Regions from separate parts of the Homo sapiens genome. Here all the other regions are linked to region 3. Evidence: chromatin contacts called from ENCODE Hi-C or POLR2A ChIA-PET data. All regions are on one chromosome and are shown on one strand. Each heading gives the region's core, a stretch centred on a gene start or an enhancer-like site at or near the end of the contact. The rest is flanking DNA. Distances are from core to core; before and after follow the strand shown.

Region 1 (2,700 bases), core at 112-2,611, 990 kb before region 3:
CCGCTCGCCTCGGCCTCGCAAAGTGCTGGGATTAGAGACGTGAGCCACGGCGCCCGGCCCAGATTAATTTTTTAAAATGCAAAACTTGCACAATCTTATTTTAACCATGCTTGCTTGTTTTCAAAATAATTAAAAAACAAAAACACAAGATTGCTCTTCCCAAAGGCTTATTTCTTTCCTTTAAATTTATTTTTTAAAGAAAAGCTAACGGCCGGGTGTAGTGGCTCACGCCTGTAATCCCAGCACTTTGGGAGGCAGAGGCGGGTGGATTACGAGGTCAGGAGTTCGAGGCCAGCCTGGCCAACATGGTGAAACCCCGTCTGTACTAAAAATACAAAAATTAGCCGGGCGTCGTGGCAGGCGCCTGCAATACCGGCTACTCGGGGGGCTGAGGCAGGAGAATCGCTTGAACCCGGGACGCGGAGGTTGCAGTGAGCCGAGATCGCGCCACTGCACTCAAGCCTGCCTGGCAACAGAGCGAGGCTGTCTCAAAAAAGAAAGAAAAGCAAAGCAAAGCTAACAAATGCTCTTCTGTCATGCATCATCACAGAATCAATGAGAGCTCCCCCCAGCCAGGAGACAGCGGACAACCAGGGTAGCTTCCCAGGGGGCCAGAGGGAGGCTGCGCGAGAAGAGGCTCAGCGGGATGGGTCCACGCAGGGAGATCCCACGCAGGGTGGGCGTATACGAGTGTCCACGTCCGGAGGGCCGTTCAAGGGCGGGTCCCTGAAGGAAGGGTGCACGCAGGGCACGTCCACGCGGGCAGGCCCGTGCACGCAGGGCGTGCCCATGCAGGGCGGGTCCGTGCAGGATGAGAGCAGCGGAGGAGGCCCACGCAGGCCATTTCCCGCCCCGTCCCCAGCCCACGCGGGCGAGCTACCGCGGGGGTACGCGCAGCTCAGATCCTAGCAGCTTACAAAAACAACCTTTTAAAAATGGAACCTTCAAGTAAAAATAAAACTTTGTTTCCCTCTTTCGCAGGAGTTACTGAAGTAGGAAGGGACAGCCCAGTAAGATTTCAGGATACGACTTGGGCCGGTCCGCAGGCAGTAGAGTGAAGCGCGCAGCTGCCAGGACTTGCGCGGTGACGTGCGCCGCTGCCAGGACCTTGCAGGTGGAGAGCATAGTTGCCAAAATCAAGGCGGAGGAGCGCACCGCCGCTAGGATCCAGGCGGAGAAGCCCACCGCGGCCAGGACCTAAGGATGCAGTACACTGCTGCCAGGATCTTGTCTGTGGAGCGCAGCGCGGCCAGGACCTCCGGCTGCAGCACACCGCTGCCAGGATCTTATCGGCAGAGCGCTCCGCGGTCCGGACCCCGCCCCGTGCGCGTCCCCGACCCCGCCCCGTGCGCGTCCCCGGCGTTGGCGTCTTCGTCCTGTTGCTGGTCTCCGTCCGGTCGCCGGCCGTCTAGGTCTCCGGCCCTCCCCAGCCGCTCCTGCGCCCTTGCCGGCCCCGCCGCCCGCAGCCCTGGCGCTCCCTGCGGGCCCCGCCGAGGCCGCCTGCGCCCTGTGCCAGCGCGCGCCCCGGGAACCGGTGCGCGCCGACTGCGGCCACCGCTTCTGTCGGGCGTGCGTGGTGCGCTTCTGGGCCGAGGAGGACGGGCCCTTCCCGTGCCCCGAGTGCGCCGACGACTGCTGGCAGCGCGCCGTGGAGCCCGGCAGGCCCCCGCTCAGCCGCCGCCTTCTGGCGCTCGAGGAGGCGGCCGCGGCGCCCGCGCGCGACGGCCCGGCCAGCGAGGCCGCGCTGCAGCTGCTGTGCCGCGCCGACGCCGGCCCGCTCTGCGCCGCCTGCCGTATGGCTGCGGGCCCCGAGCCGCCCGAGTGGGAACCGCGCTGGAGGAAGGCGCTGCGCGGCAAGGTGCGCGCCGCGGGGTCCCGTGCCCCACCCCGGACGGTGCCCTGCGCCTCTCCGCCCCCGCCCCGGTCCCCCTGAGCCCTGGGCCCTTCCCGTCTCCACTGTTCCTGTCCCCGGATTGTCCCCGTCCCCGGATTGTCCCCCTCCCCTCACCGCCACGGGTCCCCTCTCCAGCGTGTGCTGGGCCCCTCCCTCCTGCGGCTTGCCTCCCCATATTTCCTGCGTCTCTTCGGAGTCTGGTCCCCTTCCCCGTCTTGGTGTCCCCTGCTGGGCGGTGCCTTATCTCCCCACCCCCTACCTTCTACGAAGTCCTTCCCCCACCAGCGCCCATCTTTGTGGTCCCATCACTAGCTGTGCCCTGTCTCGCCCTCATAGACCCCCTCTAGTTCCTACAGATTGACTCCTCCACTCACTCTTCCCTTGGGGGAGACATCACGCCTCTTGCCCCTCTGTATTCCACTGTGTCCACAGGCCTGGCCCACCTTCTCGTCTGCTCCCCGGGCCACCCAGCCCTCGCCTGCACCCCCTGTCCCCTCTCCCATCTTTCAGAAACCCGCTCTGAGAGTCTGGCAGCAGCGGGTCCGGGAGTCTGGAGCCTTGCCCATGGCGGGTTGGTTGTGGGACACAGAATAGGAGACAACAGCCAGCCTGGGGTCCTGCTCTTCAATACAGGGGAGGGGAAGCCAGCCAGACTGTGTCCCTGGGTGCTCCTCCTGCATTGGGGGTCCTGCCACCGGGCAGAGCGACCCCCATCCGGCTCAGGCAGGGCAGGGTGTAGGGCAGGCTGTGCAGACCTTTGGTACAGGCCGAACTCACACTGAACAGGGCCACTTACAGACACAGAA
Region 2 (2,700 bases), core at 29-2,528, 640 kb after region 3:
GCTGGCACATGCCTGTGGGGTTGTGAAGGCTTTGTATGGGTCCCTGGACCACACCTGAGGAGGCGCTGTCTTAGTCCCGTGGCGGGCGGTGGGGCAGGCTCCCTGCACTGGAGGAAGCACCAGCAGGCTTTTGTGCGTGAACAGACAACTCTGTTGGCTTTCCTGCCCTCCCCTGTTTGCCTTCTTGATTTTTCCCTTCTCTTTTTGTTTCTGTCTCCATCCTGGTTGCATTCCCTCACTCCCCTCTTCTTTGTCCCTGCCAGGTTTCTGATGGGTTACTTCTTTGAGGAGGAGAACCCTACCACCATTCCAGAATACTCAAGGCAAGGTTTGAGGGGAGAATTAGGCGGATGTCCATTTCACAAGGCTTTGTTTTTGCCGAGGAGAACATCAGTGTCTGCCTTTAGTAGGTTGCCATCATCATAAGCAATAATAGCTGACTGTAACTCAGGGACTGTGCTGGGAACTTTCCATGCCCACGGAGTCAGTCCCTTCAGCAGCCCCAGGAGGATGAGTGCTTTTGCATACCCCACTTTGCATAGATCCCAAAAAGGGGACATTGGGACATTGGGAGCATCAGTAACTTGCTCGAGGTCACACAGCTAGAAGAGGGGAGGAGGGATTTAGAATGTATTTATTTATCTTATAACGTTTATTTTTTGATATATAAATTTATATTTCCCTTTGTAGTTTATTTAAATACTGTTATGCTTTTTTTTTTTTTTTTTTTCAAGGGACAGGGTCTTACTCTGTTGCCCAGGCTAGCCTTGAACTCTTGGGCTCAACCATTCAAGCCTCAGCCTCCCGACTAGCTGGGACTGTGGGTTTAGAATTTGAATCCAGTGTTCACCCTTCCTCCTGAGCGGTGCTGTACATTATGAACAGGTTGTTTGCCAGGAACTGGGATAATGCCATTTTCCTCATAAACCTTTGCCCCGCAAGCATGGGTAGACAGACAGCTGGTGCTTTCCTTGGTTATATTTGGCAAACTATATAACCAAACCAAACTTGATTATATTTGGCTAGTGGACCAGTTCTTTTGTAGTTGGTTAGAAAAGAAAAGATATCGCTTTCCCTTGAAAGAATTCATTCTCCATGAGATTGAGGTTCAGAAAATCTGTTAAATAAATCCCAAGCCCTGAGGCCTCCAAATCAGTGGCTGCTCCGCTGCTCCTCTCTCTCCCTCGACCTGGTCTCTCAGTGACCCCCTCATCTTTTCAAATCATAGCATGTTGGGACAAGTGTTCCAGGGAAGGCCTCTGTCAGTGTTTAGCTTACATTTCTTGGGTGTATCTTTTTGACAAAATTTTCCCCCCAGGGATAAGGAAACCAGAAAACCACAGTGGATCAGCGTGCAGGAATGCATAAGGGTGGCTCTGTGTGTGTGTGTGTGTGCATGTACATACGTGTGTGTGTGTGTTCATCCGTGTGTGTGTGTTTTCCTTCAGAGCATTTTAAAGGTCTCAGCTATTATTAACATGAATTTATTATCTATATTTAGGATAAGCCCACTAAGGATGATTTGGGATGAGCTGTGAATCTGTGGTGTATATATAGATCTCTGCACACGCGTATAGTGCATATTTATGTCTGCACGTACTCCTGGGCGTTGACATCTGCCTGTGGAATGCAGACATCTCTGTGCAGGGTTGTGGCCTGTCGTCTCTTGATTGGCAGTTGAAGTGTCCCGCATCCCCTTGTTATTAATAACTTGCTTGGGGCTACATTGAGTTGGGGATGTGCAGTAGTGATTTATCAAGACATTGTTATAAAGACACAAGGCTGGTTGTAATAGTCTAATCAGAACAAGTGTATTCAAAGTGGCGAGTTTCAAGCATGCTGTTTAGGAGACTTCACACTTATTTTCAGCGTTCAGAACATTGTTGAACCTCTGCTTTTGGCATCGTGGTCACAGCTAGTCTATGAGCCTTAGGAGAAATTATACTTGCCATTTGGTGCCCACTGTGAGTTTCTGACCAAGAACAAAATTTCCAAGCTTGATCACCTGCCTTATTCGTGACGCTTGGCTCCAAGTGGTTGTTAGCTGTTTCCAAAAAACAAATGTGCTTTAGAGGATGAACATTATGCTGTTGTCTCTGGGGGCCAACCCGTTAGGGGAGTTCCAGAAATATTTTGAATGATGACAGCATCATGGGAATACCAAGGGTCTCCCCAGGGGACTACTTTGAAGAGGGGCACATGCAGGTTGGTCATGTCTTTGTGTGAGTTCCAGGGTTCGAAAATAACTGACGTATACTGGTTGTGTATGTCTGTGTGTGTGTTGCCCGCACAGCTAAGTTTAGACACCGAGCTTTGGAGACCTCTGAGAGCCGACTCCACCTTTGATTTTCAGTTGTCTTTCATTTTGTACCCATTTGGTATTGTCTTGCTTGAGCCTTTGTGGAAATAGACCTTGACTTCATTTCTTAAGTCTTTTTTACTTTCTACGATTATGGAAAGGAAAAATATATATTTTATTTAGAAGGCAACAGGTGTACTTATGTTCTTCTCCTATATGATGGGTAGTGGAAATGTTTTAATTGCCTTCTTTTGTCTACTTTAACCTCATGATCATTGCCTTTGTTTGCTAGTCTCTCAGCATGCGTGGTTTTGAAAATGACCTGCACACTTAGCAGATGTGATACAGAAACCAAACCCCCGAACCACACTGTCAGGGGACTCTAAAAATGTGAAAACACC
Region 3 (2,700 bases), core at 112-2,611:
CTCTGTTGTTGCTTTGAACTGAAGAGATGGTAGTGCTTGTCACTGGAGCAGGGGGTAAGGATGGAAGAATAAGCTTTGGAGAAGATAAGCTCGGTTTTGGATACGTTGAAACTCAAGTGCCTATGAAATATGTACTGCTGCTGGACACTCTCCATTTTCACATAATGGCCCGGGTCATGGTACATCTGTTTCTTCAGCAAATGAAGCCAAGGAGGAGAAAAGATCACCGAGGGAGTAGACAGAGAGGGAATGTGGTCGACAACTGAGAATGTAGACATCCTTTCAGGTGGTTTAGCCATCAACAGGAACAAACAGATAAGGTGGTAACTCAAAGGACGCAAAGTCAAAGACTGGTCTTTTTACAAATGGCAGACTAAATATGATTAATTGCTGATGAGAAGGAGCCAGCACGAGAAAGGTCAAAGGACAGAGGAAAGGGAGAACTGAAAGGATGTAGTCTTAAGTGAAGCAGGAGAGAGTGGCCTTCAAAACAAAGAGCAGTCTCTGATAGGAAGAAGAGTACACTTCCTACTTTATTGGGAGGGAAAGAGGAACAGGATTTGGGATCCAGATACATTCATAGCTAGTAAGCTAGGAGGTACAGGGAGCTCTTATCAAGGGCTTCTGTGATCTCTGTGAAGTAGGAAGTTAAGTCCTCTGCTAAGTCTGAGGGAAGTGGGAGGAGACTGGAAAAGGGCTGTCATGGTCCCTTGGTAGAACAGGAGACACAGCTGACTGGAGAAACGCAGAAAAACTCTTGAAAGCGTGAAAGGCCAGGGTGAAGCTGGTGACCCAGTCACGCTACAGGTTATGAAAATACAAAGGTGACTATGGCAAGATTTAATAAAAAATTACAGAAAAAGTTCCCCAAAACTCTCATGAACAAAAGATTTAGTGTTTTTTGGGCTAAATAAAATGAAAACCAAAATAACATAAAAATCAATTTCAAAGAAATGATGCTATAAAAACAGTAATATTACCTTAGCAAAAGATTAAACAGACAGTCACACTTAAAAGTGTTATCTACCAATTGTGACCCCAGGGGCCATCTGGCAATGTCTGACGATAACTTTGGGCATCACAAGTTGGGGGAAAGGGTGCTAATGGCATCTAGCAGGAAGTGGCTGGTGATGCTGTTAAACAGCTTACAATGCACCGCTGGAGTGCGGTGACGGGATCTCGGCTCACTACAACCTCCGCCACCTGGGTTCAAGCGATTCTCCTGCCTCAGTCTCCTGAGTAGCTGAGATTACAGGCATGTGCCACCACACCCAGCTATTTTTTTTTTTTTTTTTTTTTAAGAAGAGACAAGGTTTCACCATGTTGGTCAGGCTGGTCTCGAAGTCCTGATCTCAAATGATCTGCCTGCCTTGGCCTCCAAAGTACTGGGATTACAGGTGTGAACCATCACACCCGGCCTCAAATGACAATGTTAATGGGGTTGAGAAATCCAGCTTTAAAGGCACCACAATTCTGTTTGTAAGGAGTCTACATCTTTAAGAGAGCTAGCTGACACTCCCCCAGAAATCATCCCTTATTAAGTCCATAGTACTTCACCCATGTTGGGCAGGATGAGTTCAGCACAGCTGTGCTACAGGGCCCATGACACTGTTCCTGAGGGTACTGCTTGCTCAGGACTTAGATCAGGGGTCCCTTCTTGTGCCTAATAATTTTCCCCTGTAAAACATCTTAAGATGACTACACCAGGTTGAATAGTGTCTCCCACAAATTCATATCTACCCAGTGCCTCAAAATGCAACCTTATTTGGAAATAAGGTTTTTGCAGATACAATTTGTTAAATTATGATGAGTCTAAATCCAATGACTGATGTCCTTATAAGAAGGCCACGTGGGCTGGGCATGGTGGCTCACACCTGTAATCCCAGCACTCTGGGAGGCTGTGGTGGGTGGATCTTGAGTCCAGGAGTTTGAGCCCAGCCTGGCCAACATGGTGAAACCTCGTCTCTATTAAAAATTCAAAAAATTAGCCGGGCATGGCAGTGTGCACCTGCTGCTTGGGAGGCTGAGGCAGAAGAATTGCTTGAACCAGGGAGGCAGAGGTTGCAGTGAGCCGAGATCACACCACTGCACTCTGGCCTGGATGACAGAGTGAGACTCTGTCTCAAAAAAAAAAAAAAAGGCCATGTGAATGTGAGGACAGCTACGTGACAATGGAGGCAGAAACTGGAGTGACACATCTACAAACCAAGGATTGCTAGCAGCCACCCGGAGCTGAGAGAGGTGAAGACAGATCCTTTCTCAGAGCTTTCAGAGGGAGGGCCCTGCTCATGCCTCGCTCTCAGACTTCTGGCCTCCAGAACTGTGAGAGAAGACACTTGCGTTGTTTGAAGCTCCTGGCTTGTGGTGATTTGTTATGGCAGCCACAGGAAACAAATCTAATGACTGGTCACTTGCTGCATTATCATTTACATTTTGAGATGCCACAAATGTGACAGAATTTTAATTACAGGATAAACTTGTGAAAGATAAAAACACAGTACTTCAACTGAGATTTTTGAAGACTGAACCATGTAAAAGAACAAGATTAAAAGAATATAATTTTAAACAGAAACAAAAAACTTGCCTAATGGTGCCCCCTTCTGGTGACAAACTAAGCTCAGTAGATCACGAGGTACAGAATGTTAGAACTGTAAAAGCACTTTGGAATCTGTTGTCTCTGTGAGTGAGCCGCTATGCATC

The links. A loop is a pair of places that touch in the nucleus more often than their neighbours do. ChIA-PET counts read pairs that join two places held with the same protein, here RNA polymerase II (POLR2A). Pooled maps may share reads with other maps.
Region 1: a loop to region 3 is called in a pooled map, with 4 times the contacts of the local background. The contact joins the promoter of RNF187 here to the enhancer-like site in region 3. A Hi-C loop is called at or near these places in 1 of 37 single-sample maps with no recorded cell type and 3 of 50 pooled maps. POLR2A ChIA-PET finds 5 or more read pairs at or near these places in 1 of 52 experiments (HEK293).
Region 2: a map with no recorded cell type shows a loop between it and region 3 (30-fold over the local background). The contact joins two enhancer-like sites. A Hi-C loop is called at or near these places in 6 of 37 single-sample maps with no recorded cell type and 3 of 50 pooled maps. POLR2A ChIA-PET finds 5 or more read pairs at or near these places in 1 of 52 experiments (activated B cell).

Annotation. Positions count from the first base shown.
Region 1 is chr1:228,486,021-228,488,720 of GRCh38, forward strand. RNF187 (ring finger protein 187) reads left to right here and starts at 1,362. Exons shown (of 4, transcript NM_001010858.3): 1 at 1,362-1,858. The coding sequence starts at 1,469. RefSeq lists enhancers at 240-1,101, 421-800, 1,102-1,962, 2,080-2,700 and silencers at 1,421-1,540, 1,801-2,000.
Region 2 is chr1:230,121,238-230,123,937 of GRCh38, forward strand. All of the region lies in intron 1 of GALNT2 (polypeptide N-acetylgalactosaminyltransferase 2), which reads left to right. Among named protein-coding and RNA genes, the nearest start is that of GALNT2, 55 kb to the left of the region's middle. RefSeq lists enhancers at 1,894-2,023, 2,034-2,243. Within about 2 kb of position 1,279, at least 9 of the 41 ENCODE cell types and tissues checked have a DNase peak (open chromatin) inside an H3K27ac peak, as active enhancers do.
Region 3 is chr1:229,479,575-229,482,274 of GRCh38, forward strand. The region is part of intron 12 of NUP133 (nucleoporin 133); the gene reads right to left. Among named protein-coding and RNA genes, the nearest start is that of NUP133, 27 kb to the right of the region's middle. RefSeq lists an enhancer at 231-280. Within about 2 kb of position 1,362, at least 4 of the 41 ENCODE cell types and tissues checked have a DNase peak (open chromatin) inside an H3K27ac peak, as active enhancers do.